Regions from separate parts of the Homo sapiens genome. Here region 2 is linked to region 1. A link is an interaction called in ENCODE POLR2A ChIA-PET data of the cell type or tissue named here. Cell type or tissue: OCI-LY7. All regions are shown on one strand. Links, peaks and the distances in the headings refer to the core of each region. The heading gives the core; the rest is flanking DNA.

Evidence for each region. ChIA-PET counts read pairs that join two places held together with the same protein. Peaks named below come from ENCODE experiments on the same cell type or tissue, not always from the same donor. Only the 100,000 strongest peaks of a DNase experiment are listed, where the experiment ranks them.
Region 2: POLR2A ChIA-PET joins it to region 1 with 5 read pairs; 1 of 35 experiments calls an interaction of 5 or more read pairs at or near these places.

The regions. Positions count from the first base shown.
Region 1 is chr1:24,773,895-24,779,273 of GRCh38, reverse strand. The region is part of intron 1 of CLIC4 (chloride intracellular channel 4); the gene reads right to left. It also overlaps the pseudogene RNU6-1208P. Among named protein-coding and RNA genes, the nearest start is that of CLIC4, 31 kb to the right of the region's middle. In OCI-LY7, for the core only: CTCF peaks have their summits at 3,012 and 3,244; a DNase peak (open chromatin) is centred at 3,183; H3K4me3 peaks cover 1,169 bases; H3K27ac peaks cover 1,350 bases.
Region 2 is chr1:25,449,856-25,455,234 of GRCh38, reverse strand. It overlaps MACO1 (macoilin 1), which reads right to left. Exons shown (of 11, transcript NM_018202.6): 4 at 853-976. Among named protein-coding and RNA genes, the nearest start is that of MACO1, 22 kb to the right of the region's middle. In OCI-LY7, for the core only: no CTCF peak of the experiment used is centred there; a DNase peak (open chromatin) is centred at 3,124; H3K27ac peaks cover 407 bases.

The DNA of each region.
Region 1 (5,379 bases), core at 320-5,319:
GGTCTTGAACCCCTGGGCTCAAGCGATCTGCCCACTTTGGCCTCCCAACGTGCTGGGAGTACAGGCGTAAGCTACCATGCCCAGCCTGGGGTATTAATTTTATATACTTGTGTCCTATTTGTCTTTTTATAACAAGCATGTTTTTCTTTTCTATTCTTTGTAGATTTAAGAAAATTATTTTTTTAATGTTTATACATGATAATCTCATTACTGTCTCTAATCAGTGCCAAAATGTTAAACTGCTTAAATATAATAGAACTTCTTTTGAATAAATGCTAAATGCAAAGTAGTCATTCAAAAACTACTAGATGAAATAACAAATGGAATTAATGTCGTGAGTTTCTTTTGAGTACTTTTGTTACTTGCTTGAAGTATATGCTGAAGATGTAAAGAAAGGCTTTAATCTGTAGGAAAATCAAATCTGAAATATCTCAGCCAGAACCACTTTTTAAAACAAACTGTCAGATGTACAATGACCAGACTTTCCATCTAGGCACAATAGACCCATGATGAAAACGAGTTCTGCTTGTTCACATTTACTTATCAAAAGCCTAAAAGGAGGAACAAGTCTATTATCTCTTCAGAATAACTAATAAATCATATAATTTAAAATATTGACTGTCCGGAGGCAATATCTCTTCTTTTTACAGAGGGTCCATCCTTTTTTCTTACAAATTCTTCATCAAAGACATATTCTTTAGTGGTGGAAAAAAACTGAATGACAACAAATGAAAGAAAGAAAAAAAAGGACGAAAGCTACAGTCCTTTTTTCCTAGTCTGGATCTACCTTGATTATATTCCCTATAAGTATCAACTACAATAAATCAAAATGTTACCAAAATGGTCCAGAAACAAGTTAAAAGCTACTATGTATTGAGTAGTGTATTTTGCAGTTGACATGCACTATATAAAACTAGTTTTATGTATTTCACAATAACCATATGAAATTAGGGGTTGTTTTCCTCGTTTCATATGAGTTTCAGATGAGGAAACTGAGGTTCAGAGAAGCTCAATAATTTGTCATAGGTCATACAACTGAGGAGTGTCAAAACTGAGGTTTAAACTCCAAGGTCCATACTATCTACCAACCACTATGATAGTTTCTTACACCAGAGCAAAGAAGGAGATGCTAGAATCTCACCTGCTTGATCTCAAGATTCTTACAGAACCACCACCATCTCACTCATAGACACTACTATCAAGTAAGATAAATTGCCAGAGCTACGACCAATATAATGTAGGCCACAAATGTTATATTAAATTTTCTAGCAGCCATATTGAAGACTTAAAAAGAGTACTTACTTTGACAGCATGAATACTAAAATTGGGACAATTCAAAACAGATTAGCATGGCCCCTGTTCAAGAATGACGCACAAATTTGTGAAGCATTCCACATTTTCTTAAAAGTAAAAGAAACAAGTGTGATTAAATTTTTTTATTTAACCCAATATATCTAACATCATTCAACACATGATCAACATAAAAAGTTATTACATTCTTTTCTTTGTACTACATCTTTAAAATCTGGTGTATATTTCATAATTATAGTACATCTCAACTCAAACTAGACATATTTCAAACACTGAATAGCCATGTATAGGTAGCGACAATTGTATTGACAGCAGGCATCTAGAGAAAAGGCCTCTGGGCACCAATGTCACCAAGACCAGATACTAAAGATGATGTACCTGACTCATTAACTCAACATTCAAGCTCTCAGAAACTATTTGTTCTTTTTTTTTGCTCTATCACCCAGGCTAGAGTGCAGCGGCGTGATCTCGGCTCACTGCAACCTCCACCTCCCAGGTTCAAGCGATTCTCCTGCCTCAGCCTCCCGAGTAGCTGGGATTACAGGCACATGCCACCACGCCTGACTAATTCTTGTATTTTTAGTAGAGACAGGGTTTCACCATGTTGGTCAGGCTGGTCTTGAACTCCTGACCTCTTGATCCGCCCGCCCTGGCCTCCCAAAGTGCTAGCATTATAGGCGTGAGCCACCGTGCCTGGCCTGAAACCATTTATTCCTATTTCAAACAAATTTTAACAGTTTATCTGGTGTACTGAGCCACAACAAATTACAATAGAAAATTAACGGAAATGGGCTGCATCAATAGAGCTAAGTTGGCAAAGGAAGAAATACAAAATACACACACACATGCACGCATGCACCCATCCACACATGCACACACACAAAGGAGATTTAGGTTCGAAAAGCACAATAGCTGAGGCCATTTAGCAGAAAGACAAAAATAGTCTTACATGCCTCAACGGCTCCCGAGGCCATTGTTGCATTACTGAATTTATATTCAGAATGTTGACATTAATTGGCAGTTAAACCCAGCATTTTCGGGTTTTTTTTTGAGACAGAGTTTTGCTCTTGTCGCCCAGGCTGGAGTGCAATGGCATGATCTTTGCTCACTGCAACCTCCGCCTCCTGGGTTCAAGGGATTCTCCTGCCTCAGCCTCCCGAGTAGCTGGGACTACAGGCCCCTACCACCATGCCCAGCTAATTTTTGTATTTTTGGTAGAGACAGGGTTTCCTGACCTCTGGTGATCCACCTGCCTCAGCCTCCCAAAGTGCTGGGATTACAGGCATGAGCCATGACACCTGGCCAAACTCAGCATTTTCAAAAGTCAAGGAAGCATTAATATATTTTAGAAATACTTTCATTTAAAATAAATTTCAGAACTCTGTATTATTTTTGCAATTTTTCTACAAATCTAAAACTATTCTAAAATTTAAAGGTTTCTGTTTTTAAAAAAATAAGTTTGAGTCTTCTAGTAAGACCAGGCAGTTCCTCCTATAGGATCAACTCTGCCTATCATAACAGCTATAACTTCCAGACAAAAACACCTGAAGGCACTGGAGAGTGACAAAAGCAGGCAAATATTGGAGGGGAGTTGGCACTTGGAGGAAAGGAACTGCACTGGACAAGTTTCCCCAAGTTTTATCTTTTAGCCTTGCACCATGTAGGGCAGCTAAAACTCCAATGGAAAATTCACAGTTCTGCTGACTTTAAAAGCCAAAAAACAGTCTAGAGCAACCATCACCACTGCAAAGAAAATAAAGTAAGACACCATTAAAAAGAGAGAGAGAGAGAACCAGCACAGGGGAGCCCTAAAATCTGCATAAATCTGTCTAAATCTCTCGCTGATCCGTGAAACACACATGCACAGAGCAGGCTCCAAGTAGGCCAGCTAAGAGAACTGAACTGAAATGTACACTGCCACCTACTATGGGGGGACAGTTTTGCAGCTTGAATTCAGGTAAGTTAATCAATTGCCTGCTTTAGAAAAGAAAATCAATGCTTTTAAGACGGGCATAACAAAATTTATATATATAAATTATCATTTATCATTTGTAATATCCAGAATATAATCCAAAATTACTCCCTATAAGAAGAAATGGAAAAACCTGACCCATTCTCAAGAAAAAAAAAAAAAAGTAATCAAGGAGACTACCCTAAGATGACCCAGATTCTACAGTTTGCAGTCAAGGATTTTAAGGCAGTTATGGTAACTATGTTCAAATAACGAAAGAAAAATATGCTCAAAATAAAGGAAGATAGGAAATCTCAGTAGGGAAAGAAATCACACACAAAAATGTAAATTCTAGAACTAAAAACTACAATATCTAAATTATTTTTTCATATTACTAGATTGGCTTAACAGTAGAATAAAGAAGGAAAAGAAAAGAAAAGAGAGGGAAAGAGAAAGAAAGAGAAAAGAAAGAAAGAAAAGAGAGAGAGAAGAAAGAAAGAGGTCTGTGAACATAAAGACAGAACCAAGAAATTATTCAATTTGAAGAACAGAAAAAAAAGAGCCTCAAAGACCTACGGGAAAATACTAAAACATTTATATTTTAGAGTTCCAGAAGGAGACAATGAGGAAAAAAATATTTCAAGAAATAACGGCCAAAATTTTCCCAAAAAAAGACAAATTTACAGATTCAAGTTTCATGAACATCAAGCAGATTCAATACAAATAATGCCATACCTAAGTATATCATAATTGAAATAATGAAAAGCAAAAAAAAAAAAAAAAAAAAGAAAGAAAGAAAGGAAGAAAAAGAAAATCTTCACGGTAGCTAGAAAAAAACAACACATTGCATACAAGGAAATAATAATTTGAATGACTGTTGAATTATCATTTGGAGTAATGGAGGCCAGAAAACATGGAATCACTTTCTTTTTTTTTTTTTTCAGATGGAGTCTCACTCTGTCACCCAGGCTGGAATACAGTGGTGTGATCTCGGCTCACTGCAACCTGTGCGTCCTGGGTTCAAGCGATTCTCCCGCCTCAGCTGCCCCAGTAGCTGGGATTACAGGCATGCGCCACCACATCCAGCTAATTTTTGTATTTTCAGTAGAGTCAGGTTTTCACCATGTTGGCCAGGCTGGTCTTGAATTCCTGACCTCAGGTGATCCACCCACCTTGGCCTCTCAAAGTGCTGTGATTATAGGCATGAGCCACTGCCCTCGGTCCTTTTTTTTTCAGACAAGGTCCCGCTCTGTCGCCTAAGCTGAAGCGCAGCTCTCACTGCAGCCTCGATCTCCAGGGATCAAGCCATCCTCCCACCTCAGCCTCGCAAGTAGCTGGGACCAGGCACCTGCCACCATGTCCAGCTATTTTTTCAATTTTTTGTAGAGACAGGGTCTCACTAGGTTGCCCAAGATGGTCTCGAACTCCTGGGCTCAAGAGATCTTCCACTTCAGCCTCCCAAAGTGCTGAGATTACAGGCATGAGCCACCACGCCCAGTCAAGAACATTTTTTAAATTGCTGAAAGAATAACAATAACAACAATAAAAATCAACTCAAAATTCTATTTCCAACAAAACCATCTTTAAAGAATGGAAGAGAAGTCAAGACATTTTCAGATACAACTATTTAGAATGTGAAAGTTTGGCACTAAATGACTTAATTTCAGAAACACAGAACACTAATTTGTTTTTATTATATTAATCCATGATTATTTTATTTAAAAAAGAAGTTACTTAGCTGGGCGTGGTGGCTCACGCCTGTAATCCCAACACTTTGGGAGGCCAAGGCAGGCGGACTGCCTGAGCTCAGGAGTTTAAGACCAGCCTGGGCAACACGGTGAAACCCCGTCTCTACTAAAAATACAAAAGAAATTAGCCAGGTGTCGCAGTGTGCACCTGTAGTCCCAGCTACTCGGGAGGCTGAGGCAGGAGAACTGTTTGACTCCAAGAGGCAGAGGTTGCAGTGAGCCAAGATCGCACCACTGCACTCCAGCCAGGGCCACAGAGGGAGACTCCATTTATACAACAAAAAAAATTAAAATTAAAATAAAAAAGAAACATGCTCCTTTATAATTATTCTCACTTTGGTTACATCAAAAAAAAGTGCATCTCTGGCT
Region 2 (5,379 bases), core at 88-5,087, 680 kb before region 1:
AAATAATATTCATTCAAAAATTATTAATAATATTCTCTTACTTTTATAAATAGGCTAAGGAAATTCTAAATTATTTTAAGTTTCATGAATTAGCCATATATTTCATCAAGACCTTCTGGAATCATTACCTGATTATAATAAACATAGCTAACATTCATCAGACACCTATGTGCTTGGCATTAAGTTGAATACATGTATCACTTCAGTTCCTTTTTCCCATGACCCAGTGAGGCAGGTAAGAAAACCATGGCTTAGAGGCAGTGACAAGGCAACACAAGCTGTCAGAGGACAGAGCTGGGATTCACTCATCTGCCTGAAAAGGGGGGGCTCATGGTCTTTCCAACCATGCTGTACTGCTTTCTGGATCCATGTAAAATTTCTAAGAATAAATTTACAGTTGAACTTAACATTCTACAGTGAAATGAATTATAGACAAAGAATATATATAATACTGGCTGGGTGCACTGGCTCACACCTATAATCCCAGCACTTTGGGAGGCTGAGGCAGGTGGATCACTTGAGGTCAGGAGTTCGAGACCAGTCTGGCCAATATGATGAAACCCTGTCTCTACTAAAAATACAAAAATTAGCCAGGTGTGGTGGCACGCGCCTGTAATCCCAGCTACTTGGGAGGCTGAGGCAGGAAAATCGCTTGAAGCCGGGAGGCAGAGGTTGCATAACCAAGATCGTGCCACTGCATTCCAGCCTGGGTGACAGAGCAAGACTCCGTCTAAAAAAAAAAAAAATATATATATATATATATACACACACACACACACACACACACACACACACATATATATACATACACACATATACACACACACACACATACATTTATGTAATACTTACCAGTGAGCAGCAAATGGACGACAAAGGTCTACATGAAAGTTTTTGAGATCTTTAAATCTAATGGCTGCTTCAATATAAACAAAGAGGATCCAGAGAGACACTGTAGGCAAACACACTCCCCTTTCTGTGAGAAAGCAGCAGAGAGGCAAGCATTAATAAACGATATAGTAACTAACAGATGGATTGTTTGGGAGACTAATTTGACGACAGTAACTTTCATTAAGACCTTCACCTAAACTAAATTAAAAGGCAAACTGATCCAAACTGAAAGCTTTTATATGACAAATGATTCCACAGAATCGCTGACAAAAATAAAAGACAAACATCCTGGCAAAAAATATTTACAATGTATGTAAAACAAAGGATTCATAGCCCTGACATACAAAGAGCTCCTACAAATCAATAAAAAGCTAACTAAAGAAAATAATTTACGAGTCACAAAAGAATACAGATGGCTAAAAAACATAGAAAAAGATGTTAACTACTGATTAGAGAAATACAAATTAAACCAATCAGATTCCATTTTCTTAACTATTAGATAAAATTTTTAAAGACAGATAATAGCATAGGGAGGGTATGGGCAAAGGTTCATTTTCATACTCGGCAATAATATAAATTGGGACAACCATTTTAGATAGCAATTTGGCAGTATATTTAAATTTAAATACTTGTACCTTTCTTTTACCCAGAAATTCCACTTCTTTTTTTTTTTTTTTTTTTTTGAGGGAGTCTCACTCTGTCGCCCAGGCTGGAGTGCAGTGGCGTGATCTCGGCTCACTGCAAGCTCCGCCTCTCAGGTTCAAGCAATTCTCCTGCCTCAACCTCTCAAATAGCTGGGACTATAGGCGCCCACCACCACGACCGGCTAATTTTTTGTATTTTTAGTAGAGACAGGGTTTCACCGTGTTAGCCAGGATGGTCTCCATCTGCTGACCTCGTGATCCGCCCACCTCAGCCTCCCAAAGTGCTGGGATTACAGGCGTGAGCCACCGTGCCCGGCCCAGAAATTCCACTTCTAAGAATCTACCCCATAGAAACATAAAAGAGTCTTGAGATAAATACATAAAAATATTCACTGGGCTGGGCGCAGTGGCTCACACCTGTAATCCCAGCACTTTGGGAGGCCGAGGAGGGCGGATCACCTGAGGTCGGGAGTCAAGACCAGCCTGGCCAACATGGCAAAACCCTGTTTCTACTAAAAATACAAACATTAGCCGGGCGTGGTGGCAGGCGCCTGTAATCTCAGCTACTTGGGAGGCTAAGGCAGGAGAATCGCTTGAACCCGGGAGGCAGAGGTTGCGGTGAGCCGAGATTGCATCATTGCACTTCAGCCTGGGCAACAAGAGCGAAACTCCATCTCAAAAAAAAAAAAAAAAAATTCACTGTAGGGCCAGGCGTGGTGGCTCATGCTTGTAATCCCAGCACTTTGGGAGGCCAAGGTGGGTGGATCACGAGGTCAGGAGTTCAAGACCAGCCTGACTAACATGGTGAAACCCCATCTCTACTAAAAACACAAAAATTAGCTGGGCATGGTGGTGCACACCTGTAATTCCAGTTACTCGGGAGGCTGAGGCAAGGGAATTGCTTGAACCCAGGAGGCGGAGGTTGCAGTGAGCCGAGATTGCGCCACTGCACTCAAGCCTGGGCAACAGAGCGAGACTCTGCCTCAAAAAAAAAAAAAAAACAATTCACCGTAATATTATTTGCAATAGCAAAAATTTAGAATTTAAATGTTCATCAACAGGAAACTGTTTATGATAAATCTATATAATGAAATATGTTGAAGGTTCCTAAAGAATGAGGAAGATCTGCATTGTCATGGAATGACATAAAAAAAATAATCCTTAAGTAAGAACAAGTTGTAGGACAAAGAAATGTTTCTGACACTTAAGTACTGTTCAAAAAAATTTTTTCTGAAGCACAAACTCATATTCCCTTTGTAATTAAAAACAATTTTCAAGGGAGGAAAAAGCAACTTGCAACAAAATAAGATGCAAATAAAGGCAAATGTCCACTGGCTTTTCGAATCAAAATCTGCAGGCTAGGTCCATCTATATCAGGACATGACTAATAACGGGATATTTATGAATGTGGACTACATGGGCACGAGGGGGAAAAAATCAGTGACCTGAAGGCTTTTTGCTAAGGATCTTTGGGATGAAACTAAAGAAAAATCATAGTATCTTCAAACTAGGAAGATCATTTTGTCTAACTTCCTCATTTTGTTGAAGAGTAAACCCCAGAGTTTAAATAAACTGGGCCCAAGTTCACAGAGACAGTACTAAATCTGCTTCTAAGGAGAACCTCCCTTAGTCCTAGTACCTGAGTGAAGTTGTCACTGGATGCTCTGTGAAGCCAGCTAATGGTCTCAACCACTCTTATGAATTTAACATATCAAAAATAGGTACTTTTTTTCCTTTTCTTTTTTTTTTCTTTTTTCTTTTTTTTTTGGAGACAGAGTCTCGCTCTGTCGCCCAGGCTGGAGTGCAGTGGAGTGCTGGAGTGCAGTGAAGTACAGGTGCAATCTCAGCTCACTGCAACCTCTGCCTCCTGGGTTCAAGCGATTTTCCTGCCTCAGCCTCCTGAGCAGCTGGGATTACAGGCACACACCACCATGCCTGGCTAATTTTTGTATTTTTAGTAGAGACAAGTTTCGCCATTTTGGCCAGGTTGGTTTTGAACTCCTGAATTCAAATGATCCACCCGCCTTGGCCTCCCAAAGTGCTGGGATTGCAGGTGTGAGCCACTGTGCCCAGCCCAAAAATAGGTATTTTCACAATGTAGGAGGAAGAACAGCAACCCACAGAACAATGCATTTTCAAAATCATTTCAAAATGCATTTTCAAATATTTATCTGCCCTATTCTCTATATTAATTTATAAGGTTATTATAAACATAATAAGCACATTACAGAAAAAAATAGAAAAATTAGACAAAATACCTGTATTCTACATCTATGAAATAAACAAAATCACATTGAAAGCATTTTTGAGCAAGTATAATAATCATATTGTACGTACAGTTTTATATCCTGTTTTTTTCCCCTCTTAACCACCAGGAAAAAAGCTTATGCTACAATATTATTCTTTGTAATCATATGTAATTTCATCAACCATTCCTAATATTGTCAGGAAATAATTTTAAATTTTAACAACTACCCCAAGTTATAGGAATTGCACTCATATTTGTCAGCCCAATAAGAGTAGTTTTTTGTTTCGTTTGTTTAAGCACTAGTCATCCCAAATTAAAACATATTTCATAACTTAGCTATTCCAATATGCATTTCTGAGCCTAGGGCTAAAGATGGGCCAGTAGCATTTTATGACATTAGCTACACTGCTGCCCTGTGGGTCAACCACTGAACTAGTTTCCAATAGGTTCTATTAATAGTTATATGGTTAGTTTCTTCTCCACTACTAAGATATTACTAAAGAAATTTAAGAAATCGCCACAGCTCATCAAAGTCACAGAATATTTGAGGTGGAAGGTTCTTTAGCCATTATTTAGATTACTACACCTTTATATAACAGAGAAGCTGAGACCTAGGGAGAGTGACGAGTGTAAAAGGCAGCTCACTAGAAACTGAGGCCCAGGATAAGAAAATACAAATTAAAAACTGGTGGGAAGAAAAATCACTTTAATTAGAGGAAAGCAGACTAAAGAACCTTCATAGTAGCTTATAAATCAAGTCAGATATGAAAGAGTGTGAAACATGGAGAAAATCATGCTCATAGCAGATACTTTAAAAAATACAGCTCAACTGTGTCTTCTACATGGGCCAACATCATTATCTTAGCAGTTCTGAGAAGAGGATGAATATTGGTCCAGACAGCTTTTATTATTATTTGGTGCTCCCTCTCTGGTCAAAATCCTACAGGTTGTAGCTAGGCCCAAGAATCAAGTTTCATGCAGCTTTGCAGACAAATTTGACTCTGACAGCCAATCCTCAAATCCTAGTGCATACCAAGCTCTGGCTTTCACGGTGGGCTGAGGCTGTCAAAATATCTCATCTGATCTTAGTCTGAAGTGACAGAAGTATAGCTCTAAGAAGTAGGGAGCTCTACTCTAGTCAGAACATACCTGCCACAGTGTAGAGAACCACTGAGGCAGGCAGACGAGGAGGGTGAAAGTGCTTAAAATATATAAGGAAAAGATGATGAAACCAGAGGTGTTCTTGCCTACAGAAAAGACTTAAGAGGTTATGACAGTGTCTTTAAATCTCTAAAGAAATGTTAACGTGGAAGGGAGATTACATTCATTCAGTGTGGCTCTAATGCAGAGGTTCAATGTTTGGGATTGAGGCGATGGTCTGGTAGGGCCCTTAATATTTTTTTTATTTTGTGTTGTTTTGTTGTGTGTTTTTTGAGATGGAGTCTCGCTCTGTCACCCAGGCTGGAGTGCAGTGGCGCAGTCTCAGCTCACTGCCACCTCTGTCTCCCGGGTTCAAGCGATTCTCTTGCCTTGGCCACCCGAGTAGCTGGGATTACAGGCATGTGCCACCACACCCAGCTAATTTTTGTATTTTTA